2 separate regions of the Homo sapiens genome follow, and region 1 is linked to region 2. Evidence: read pairs that join two places in POLR2A ChIA-PET (ENCODE). Cell type or tissue: endothelial cell of umbilical vein. All regions are shown on one strand. Region 1 overlaps AFF1 (ALF transcription elongation factor 1). Region 2 has its middle 8.1 kb from the start of KLHL8.

Region 1 (5,000 bases), 140 kb before region 2:
AGGCTAATGGAGTAAGAAGATAGCAGACATACACTGTTAGTTTTCAGGGAATGGTCATGCACTAGGGTCTAGAAAGGGCAACATGCCCTTGGTGGGTGCATGGAGACACCTCAGATTTTCTACTTACAGGCAAGCCTGGCCTCCACAGTATCTTGGGGGATTAATGTGGTACCAGCAAGCATTACCTCAGTGCAGCATTTCCATGATGCTAGTACAATGAGTGGTAGCACTATTTATATGTTCATTTGTTTATTCAACAAATACTTGTTAAGCCTCCACAGCACTAGGATGTTGTAGTGAATAAGACAGAGTGCTTGCTTTCATGGAGATCAGAGTAGGGAAGAGAAATACATAGTGTTGGGTGTTGATGGTGCTGTGAATAATGCAACAGGCCAGTAAACAGAAGGCTAGGCAGAGGGAAGAACTGGTGGAAAATCCTCGAGGTGGTATCAAGTTGGTGTATTAGAGGAACAATTAGAACTAGACAGTGTCTCCAGAGCAGGATGAGCAAGGAGAAAAAGACAGTAGCTGTGGGGCCTGGAGGGCCAGGGCTGACGTAGGTCCCAGTGATTTGTCTCTGTTCATGTGACAAGTCATTGTTAAGGTAGGAAGTGAAATCATGGCCTTGTGAGTCTTTCTGAGCAGCCTCTTCTCCTTAATAATGGCCCCAGTTCTCTTAAGTCCCTCTAGTAAGCTAGGCATGTAGGGAAGTATATAAATCCTTTCAGACTACCAGGGAACCACTTAGGGTTTGAAAGAATTTATGTACTTTCCAACTGCCTGATTTAATAGCTGGGACAGCCTTAGGCATTTGGTGACTAAAAGTCATAGATACCATTGAGATTCCAAATAAATTATTGAAAAACATAAGGGTGATGTTTTCAGATACCTTCTCAATTAATTATTACATGTTTTTGTGTTGTAACATTATAATGGTTCTGTGCCTTAAAGTATTACCAAGTAAATAAAACAGCAGGAAGCTCTCTTTGGTGCAGTATTGAAATTCTTTTAAAACTGGACTTTTAATTAAAAGTTGTAATGCTTTTAATTTATTAAGTGCCTTCTGTGCAGTATTCATTCAGTACGGTACATAAAGTACTCTTACAATACTTTGAAAATAAGTGGTTCTAGTTTACCTCTTAGTGAGCATTGAGGATTAGGGTTCAGATGACTTACTTAGGCTGACATGGCTGGTAAGGATTGGAGTTAGGATTCAATCTGGGTCTTTGGCTATAGCCATTATTCTTTCCAGTATATTTTAGGAAAGATCTCCTGTTGTGTCCTGAACAAAGCAGATGGCCAGTCAGTAAACAAGGGCACGAGTTCACTTTTAACAAAAATTAAGAAAGCCGGCATCACTTACATTACTCGTCACTGTGCGAGGTCGCTGCTGTCTCTCCTGAGGCTGTGGTAACCCACAGAGCTGCAATGGGGAAGGGCAACGGGAGACCTGCACATAGGTTGGAAGTGGAAGTACTTGCTACAGTGCCATCTCCAGCTGTTGCAAGGATCAAATGGCATTTTTGTGGAGATAGGTTAGCCAGGACTTAGAAAAGAATGAGGCGTTAGAATACATCATGTGTTATACAGGTGGAGTAATATAGCATGCTGTGGGGTCGCAGATTGCTGGTAGAGTTGTATGTCAATTTTTTTTTTTGTTGTTGAGACGGAGTCTCGCCCTGTCACCCAGGCTGGAGTGCAATGGTGCGATCCCCGCTCACTGCAACCTCCACCTGCCAGGTTCAAGCCATTCTCCTGCCAAGTAGCTGGGATTACAGGCATGTACCACCATGCCCGGCTCATTTTTGTATTTTTGTATTTATTTATTTATTTTTGAGACGGAGTTTCATTCTTGTTGCCCAGGCTGGAGTGCAATGGCACGATCTCGGCTCACTGCAACCTCAGCCTCCCGAGTAGCTGGGATTACAGGCATGCACACCCAAACCCAGCTAATTTTGTATTTTTAGTAGATATGGGGTTTTTCCATGTTGGTCAGGCTGGTCTTGAACTCCCGATCTCAGGTGATCCACCTGCCTTGGCCTCCAAAAGCTGGGATTACAGGTGTGAGCTGCTGCGCCCGGCCGCATGTCGAGTATTAAGCCAGTTTGCCGGGCAGGTCTGACACATGTGGGAACCACCTTTGACTTCCTGGGGTACCTTGACTCAATCATTTTGGACCTCAGTTTTTTTCAATCTGTAGATGTTGGGGTTGTAGTTAATGGTCTCCAATGCCATTTTGGCCTTTTAGAAAAGTGTGTTTGTGTGTGTATGTGTATTTGCAATTTGACACATCTTTTTTCTGACATACCTGTTTTCAACAAGTATTTTTAGAAAAATTTGTGAATGTGTTTAGAAGAATTCATGTCAAGATACATATATCAATTGTAAGTTTTAGAAATCTTTCCTTCAACTGAGAAAATTGTAAAAATTAAGCTTCTCAATGGAAAAGAAAGGTAATTTTAAGCTCCTCTCCTTCAAAAAAGTTCTTATTTGCTAATAGTGTGTATCAGGGAAGGGTCAAATCCATTAAAACTCTCCCAAGTGGAACAAGTGACCTGAATTACTTGTTTGCTTAAGTCAAACAGGAAAGTTCTTCTTCCTTTGAACTGAAATAATTCCAGGAAATGCAGTAAAGAAGCTGAGGGAGAAAGAATGCATCGAGGAGAGACTGCTTTTCCAGCCCAACCTGTCACCTACAGTCTTCACAGCTCCACAAGCTCTGGCAGTACCTGTTACGTACAGTTTATGTGCTTGATAATATTCAGGGTGTTAAATTCATTCACGTTCTATACCTTGATTGTCTTCTACAAACTGGCGTTTTTTAGTTTTTTATGTTGGAGAGCTTTAACTTTTCAACATAGCCCACTGAAATAGGAGTTGTTTTTTTTAAGTACATGAAATAACTTTTAAGATTGTACTTGCCATTTATGATCAATCCATTCTACATTAAGTTCAAAATGTTAAGTAGCAATGAATGTTCTATTTATAATTTACTTTTTCTTCCCTTTCCAAATATCTTTCCAGGAAATGACCCATTCATGGCCGCCTCCTTTGACAGCAATACATACGCCTAGTACAGCTGAGCCATCCAAGTTTCCTTTCCCTACAAAGGTAATTCCTTAAAAGTATGGCAGGCATTGCATCCACCTTAGTGAAAAGCGTAAGGCATTGCTGTGAGGCAGATTGATAAAGTATTACTTGTTCAAATCTTTGGAAATGAGGTTAAAATTATGATTAATTTAGCTTCTACAGTGCTTCAGAATGCTTTCAAACATTTATTCTGCAACTTAGAACATCCTAGATTTTCATAAAGCTTTATAATTTATAAAAAGCATTCAGGATTTTCCAATACGTTCTCTCATTTGAGGATCCTTACTTTAGAGATGGGAGAACAGAGGGGCAGGGAAATTGAGTGTGTGATTTCTCGTTCAGAATTAGATATATGCACATACATCTTACATATCTCACACTCCCTACATTTTCTTGAGTTTAATGTGATCAGTTACACTAGTGCTGGTTTAATAACAAGCAAATAAACTGCTGACTTGTGTGTTTCTGTTACAGTATTTATGAACAATGCGTTAAAACACTGCCATTCTCCTTTTTTTTAATTTATACTTTTGGATAACCTTCAAAATGTAGAAATAGCACCTTCAGATCTGTGTTTTGTTCAATCTGATATGCATGTTCATTGTTTTATATACATAATACATATATTGAGAGAGTGAGAGAGCTATTCCTTTCCATGATACTGTTGTGAAAAGTAGTTCTAGGCCAGGTATGGTGGCTCATGCCTGTATTCCCAGTACTTTGGGAGGCCGAGGTGGGTGGATCACTTGAGTCCAGGAGTTTAAGACCAGCCTGGGCAATGTGGCAAAACTTTGTCTCTCCAAAAAAATACAAAAACTAGCCAGGTGTGGTGGCATGCACCTGTAGTCCCAGCTACTTGGGAGGCTGAGGTGGGAGAATCACTTGAGCCCAGGAGGTTGAGGCTGCAGTGAGCTGTAATTAAGCCACTACACTCCAGCCTAGACAACGGTGAGACCCCGTCTCTCTACCACCAAAAAAAAAAAAAAAAAAAAAAAGGTTCTATCTACAAAAACTCAAATTTGCTACTTTATATATTTACTTATTTTCTAATAATTTTTAAAATGTAACTCATGGACCGGGCATGGTGGCTTATGCTTGTAATCCCAGGACTTTGGGAGGCTGAGGCGGGTGGATCACGAGGTCAGGAGATCAAGACCATCCTGGCCAACATGGTGAAACACCGTCTCTACTAAAAATACAAAAATTAGCTGGGTGTGGTGGCGGGCACCTGTAGTCCCAGCTACTGGAGAGGCTGAGGCAGAAGAATCGCTTGAACCTGGGAGGCAGAGGTTGCAGTGAGCCGAGATTGCACCACTGCACTCCAGCCTGGGGTAACAAAGCGAGACTCCGTCTCAAAAACAAAAAACAAAACAAAAAAAACAGTGACTCATTATTGCTTGTTTTAAATTAAAGCACTAAGCTCTGTAAAAATATCTTTGTGCAACAACAAAGGAAAAATAAACTCTAGGAAAGAAGAGAAGCAATGAAAGCTAAAATTAGGTTAATCAATATTTTCAACTTATGCATGAAAAAAGTTTGAATAGATGGATAGCTGCAAGTCATAATGAAATAATTATAGAATCTGTGATGGGTAGTATGGGTATTCTCTACACTGTTTCCATTTTTCTAGATATTTGAAAGTTTCATAAGACTATCCTTTTAATACTAAAAGCTCAACGGTTTTCTCTTTAACTTTATAAGCCTTAATCTTTTAATAATTAGATATTTTTATTTTCTTTCTAGGACTCTCAGCATGTCAGTTCTGTAACCCAAAACCAAAGTAAGTAAATTTGAAACTGCTTATTGGATTGGAGAACAAAGCATAGCTTTTACTGTTTAACGTAAAAACATTAGTAAAAAATGCCCCAGCAGAGATGAGGCCTTCCTATGTTGAAAGAATAGGAAAGGAG
Region 2 (5,000 bases):
TTGTGTTTCCATTGCAATTTGTATTCCAAATGTACGATGTCTGTGAAAAGTACTTCTTTCATTAAGATATAGCTCTATATTAGGCCAGGCGCGATGGCTCACGCCTGTAATCCCAGCACTTTGGGAAGCCAAGGTGGGTGGATCAGTTGAGGTCAGGAGTTCAAGACCAGCCTAGCCAACATGGTGAAACCCTGTCTCTACTAAAAATACAAAAATTAGCCGGGCATGGCGGTGCACGCCTGTAGTCCCAGCTACTTGGGGGCTGAGGCAGAAGAGTTGCGTGAATCCAGGAGGCGGAGGTTGCAGTGAGCTGAGATCGCGCCACTGCATTCCAGCCTGGGCAACAGAGCAAGACTCTGTCTCTCTCTCGCTCTCTCTCTCTCTCTATATATATAAATAATATATATATTATTTATATAAATAATATATATTACTTATATAAATAATATATATATTACTTATATATAATATATATTATTTATATATAATATATATATTATTTATATATAATATATATTATTTATATATAATATATATTATTTATATATAATATATATTATTTATATATAATATATATTATATATATAATATATATTATATATAATATATATTATATATAATATATATTATTTATAAATAATATATATATTATATATAAATAATATATATTATATATAAATAATATATATTATATATAAATAATATATAATATATAAATAATATATATATTATATATAAATAATATATATTATATATAAGTAATATATATTATATATAAATAATATATAATATATAAATAATATATATTATATATAAATAATATATATTATATTTCCTTTCTGATATCATCTTCACATTCTCATAATAGAGTCAATCTGAAAAGTTTATTTTTTGATATGAAAATAAATGCAACATGGCAGACCCTACTAGCTGCTTAAGCAGCATCTTTTTGCCTTCTTCTTTAGAAGGAGAACTCCAATATTGTTAGCAGGATGGCTGAAAGCCCAGCTAAAAGTGCAACTATTGCACAGGACTTTGGGGATGGCTGCTTAAAGGAAACTAATCCAGTTTTAAAGTATCTCTCTCGTTTTTCTTTCTTCCTGGAAGCGATGGCTTGAGTTTTAGTAGCCATCTTGGACCATAGAGTTATTTGACACTGGAGACGGGGCACCACGGTTCATGCCTGCAATCTCAGCACTTTGGGAGGCCCAGACAAAGGAAGCTTGAGTCCAGGAGTTCGAGACCAGCCTGGAGAACACAGCAAGACTGTGTCTCTACTAAAATTAAAAAGAAAGAAAAAAATTAGCCAGTGGTGTTGGTATGTACCTATAGTCCCAGCTATCTGGGAGGCTGAGGTGGGAGGATCCCTTGAGCCCAGTAGTTGGAGGTTGCAGTGAGCTATGATCATGCCATGCAGTCCAGCTGGAGCAACAAATCCAGACCTCGTGTCTAAATAAATAACTAAGTTATTTGTCTTTGGAAGTCATGTATAGGATGCTGGATGAATGACAGAAGGAGCCTGAGTCCCTGATGACCATTAAACCATCATTTTAGTCCAGGATTGCCTCCCTTTGTGCAATGAAAATAAGCTTTTATCTTGCTTAAGCCACTGTGTCAGGGCTTTTGGTTTTATATAGCCAGACCTAACCCTGATTTAAGAGCATACAGAGGTGCATGTGTATTACATTACAGTAAATTATGCAACCCTGTATATTCTCTGCCATTTGATATCAGCCTGATCTCCTGATCCCTGAGGAGGGTAGGAGGCTGGAGTTTGGGTTCAGTCACAGAGCCAGTGATTCAATCAATCATGCCCACATAAATGAAACTCAAAAAAACCCTCTGGATTCCAAAGCTTGGTGGAACTTCCTGGTTGGTGAACACATTGATGTGTCAGGAGGGCAACACCTCCTGACTCTATGAGGAAAGGACATGGAAGTTCTGCGTGTGGGACCCTCTCAGATCTCACCCAATGTTTCTCTTCATTTGGCTGATACTGATTTGTATCTATTAACATTATAACACAGCTGTTATATATATAGTGCTTTCCTGTGTTCTGTGAGTCATTCTAATGAATTATTGAACCTATGGGGGCCATGGGAACCCCTGAATTTGTAGCCATTGGTTCAGAGGTGACGGTGGTCTGAGGACTCCCAAACTTGCTGCTTGCATCTGAAGCAAAGACAGTTTTCTCAGGGACTATGCCCTTAACCTGTGGAGTTGGCACTAACTTTGGGTGGTTAATATTGGATTGCATAACCGTATTATACTTGATTGGTGGCTTCTACCAAAACAGTCTCACTAAAGACCTGGAGGCTTTGGAAGTTCCAGTTGAGAAAAGGATAATATTTGCACTGGAACAAACATGGCTACTCCCAAATTGCCAAGTGGCCTGCCCAGCCTTTCAGGCTTTCTTTACTTTTTTATCAGCAATTTAAGCCTATTCTTTTACTGGGTCAGTGGAGAAAGAAGGTACAAAAGTCAGGAGTCATAAAGAGATCAGCAGATGAAAACCACCAACTGAGAGATAAACTAGGGTTGAATAATCAGACAGGGTATGTGAATTTACTTCCCTGGACTTTGACCATTTTTCATGGAAACTTAAAGATAATACTTGGAGGTTATATTGCAACCTTTTGTAGATGATGTAATTTCTTCCCCTAAATGGTTGCTACCAGTCATGAAGCCACAATCTACCACCCATGTACCCATAATCTTTGCACAGATGGTACAGAAAGAAGCTCAAATTCTCAGCTTCTCTGGCTAAGTGATTCCCCTTGGGAGTTTAAAAGCCAACATTGAACATGGAAATTACACTAAAAAAATTATAATTGCATTTCTTTTTCAAAGAAGCAGAACCAGAAGAAAAACTTTTAGCCTGTTTCCTCACAGGTGAAACTAGACTATTAGAATAAAATAGCCTGTTGTTCAGCCTATTTGGAAGGTTTCAGTTGCTCCTTTTATCATCGGCTAAGACTTGAATTATAGAAGGCCAGAGGGTAATTAGATATATGCCTACTTGGTAGAGGTACTACACAGAGACTCTGCCTTTATGCTTGCAACTGTTGAATAGAAAACAGATGAGGCTAAGCAGACCACAGGACAGATGACATGTGATCACCTCTGCAGCATGGACATTGACCAGCAGCCATTTACACATCAGCCCGAATTTTTGAAACCTCCCTCAGAACATGGTCCTCAAATCTGGAATATCTTTTTCCTTTTTTTTTTTTTTTTGGTGGGGGGGGGTGCAGGGAACAGGGTCTCACTCTGTCACCTAGGCTGGAGTACAGTGGTGCGATCTTGGCTCGCAACCTCTGCCTCCCGGGTTCAAGCCATTCTCCTACCTCAGCCTCCCAAGTAGCTGGGACTACAGGTGCATGCCATCATGCATGGCTAATTTTTGTAATTTTTGGTAGAGATGGGTTTCGCCATGTTGGCCAGGCTGGTGTCGGACTCCTAACCTCAATTGATCCACCTGCCTTAGCCTCCAAAAGTGTTGGAATTACAAGCGTGAGCCACTGCACCTGGCCTACTTTTTTTTTTTTTTGAGATGGAGTCTCACTCTGTCACCCAGGCTGGAGTGCAGTGGCACAATCTCAGCTCACTGCGAGCTCCACCTCCCAGGTTCACGCCATTCTCCTGCCTCAGCCTCCCAAGTAGCTGGAACTACAGGTGCCCGCCACCACCTACCCTTTTTCTTTAGACAAGAATTAAAAGAATATTCGTTTTACCTCCCTCCCTTCTCAACGTGAGCCCTTTCCTCAAGTTTGGCCAAACATCTCACTCCTCCCTCCTCTCAAGTTCATTCCCACCCTCTCAGTCAGGTCACTGGCAGAAAACTCATGGCACACTTCAGCAATTTGAGGAGAGTTTAGTAAAGGTGTGGACAGATTCTAGAGGCAGCTGCAAGGAATAATGCAGTACTTCTGAGCTAGTAAGAGAGCGGTTCCTGGAACCTGGAGAGAGGAAGCTGTATGTAGAGCACCTCTTGACTAAGGTCTTGACAAAGGAAAACAGCTAACTCATGACAACCCTGCAAGAACGGAGCTGAGAGAGAAACACCCCAATCTTCCTGCCCTTCCCTTTGACCTCCTCAAGTGACACTTCCACCCCCAATATAACTGCTGGAAGCCAGGGGACAAGGACTTCTGTCAATTTCATCCATAACGTTTTCTGGCACCAATCAAGGTGGAGAAGGGTGAAGACGAATCTGGAGAGATCTGGAGAGACAAGTAGCACCCCTACTATTAACGTTTTTGTTCAGGCTGGGATTATCACCTAGATCACCTCATTCCAACTGTCATGTAATCCTCTAGTCTGGTCAAGAATTCCACGTATGACCTACTTTTAAACATAGAAATGCCTCTCTCCTCAGTTAGCATTTTTATCTGTATCACTCACACTGACAATCTATAAATCTTTTATTAACACTTAAATGTTTCATGTGTATATAAGTACTGATTATATTATTAGCTCTGGGGACCACAGCTTAAGAGTTACAAATCTATTTCCAGCATCTAACGCAGTGTTAAGCACAGACCAGGTGATCAGAATTGTAATCTTCTCAATTCCTGCCCCTCACTTTTTATCCCACTCCCTACCTGCTCCAGGACAGGCTTACACCTTCACATTATGATGGAAAGAATCATTTAAAATCAGTATTAGGAAGAACCAGAAGCCTAGATGTTAGGATTTTTTGCATAGTATTTTTGCACGCGTCAATATGTATGTTCCTGACATCGGGGCTGTGTAGCATACAAGTGGAATGTGGACTTCCATCTGGAGAAATGTCCAGCCCTTCACCTGGGGGATTTTTCTCTCTGTCTGGGTAGCCCTGGCCAGCACAGCAGGCTAGAAGTACTGAGAAGTTTGTCCTCTCTCCCCTCCCTGAAAGCGGATTTCAACCAGTGACTGAAGGGAGTTGGTGTCTGAAAATCACAGCGGCCTCACCTGCCCGGTGGGGGCAACTCTGAGGTGCATTCTGCCTGGTTTCTCAG

The links. ChIA-PET counts read pairs that join two places held together with the same protein. Peaks named below come from ENCODE experiments on the same cell type or tissue, not always from the same donor. Only the 100,000 strongest peaks of a DNase experiment are listed, where the experiment ranks them.
Region 1: POLR2A ChIA-PET joins it to region 2 with 8 read pairs; 4 of 35 experiments call an interaction of 5 or more read pairs at or near these places.

The regions. Positions count from the first base shown.
Region 1 is chr4:87,086,960-87,091,959 of GRCh38, forward strand. It overlaps AFF1 (ALF transcription elongation factor 1), which reads left to right. Exons shown (of 21, transcript NM_001166693.3): 6 at 3,025-3,111; 7 at 4,834-4,870. Among named protein-coding and RNA genes, the nearest start is that of KLHL8, 130 kb to the right of the region's middle. In endothelial cell of umbilical vein, no CTCF peak of the experiment used is centred here; a DNase peak (open chromatin) is centred at 2,602; H3K27ac peaks cover 569 bases.
Region 2 is chr4:87,226,199-87,231,198 of GRCh38, forward strand. It overlaps a transcript of KLHL8 not described here. Among named protein-coding and RNA genes, the nearest start is that of KLHL8, 8.1 kb to the left of the region's middle. In endothelial cell of umbilical vein, no CTCF peak of the experiment used is centred here; no DNase peak of the experiment used is centred here; H3K27me3 peaks cover 780 bases.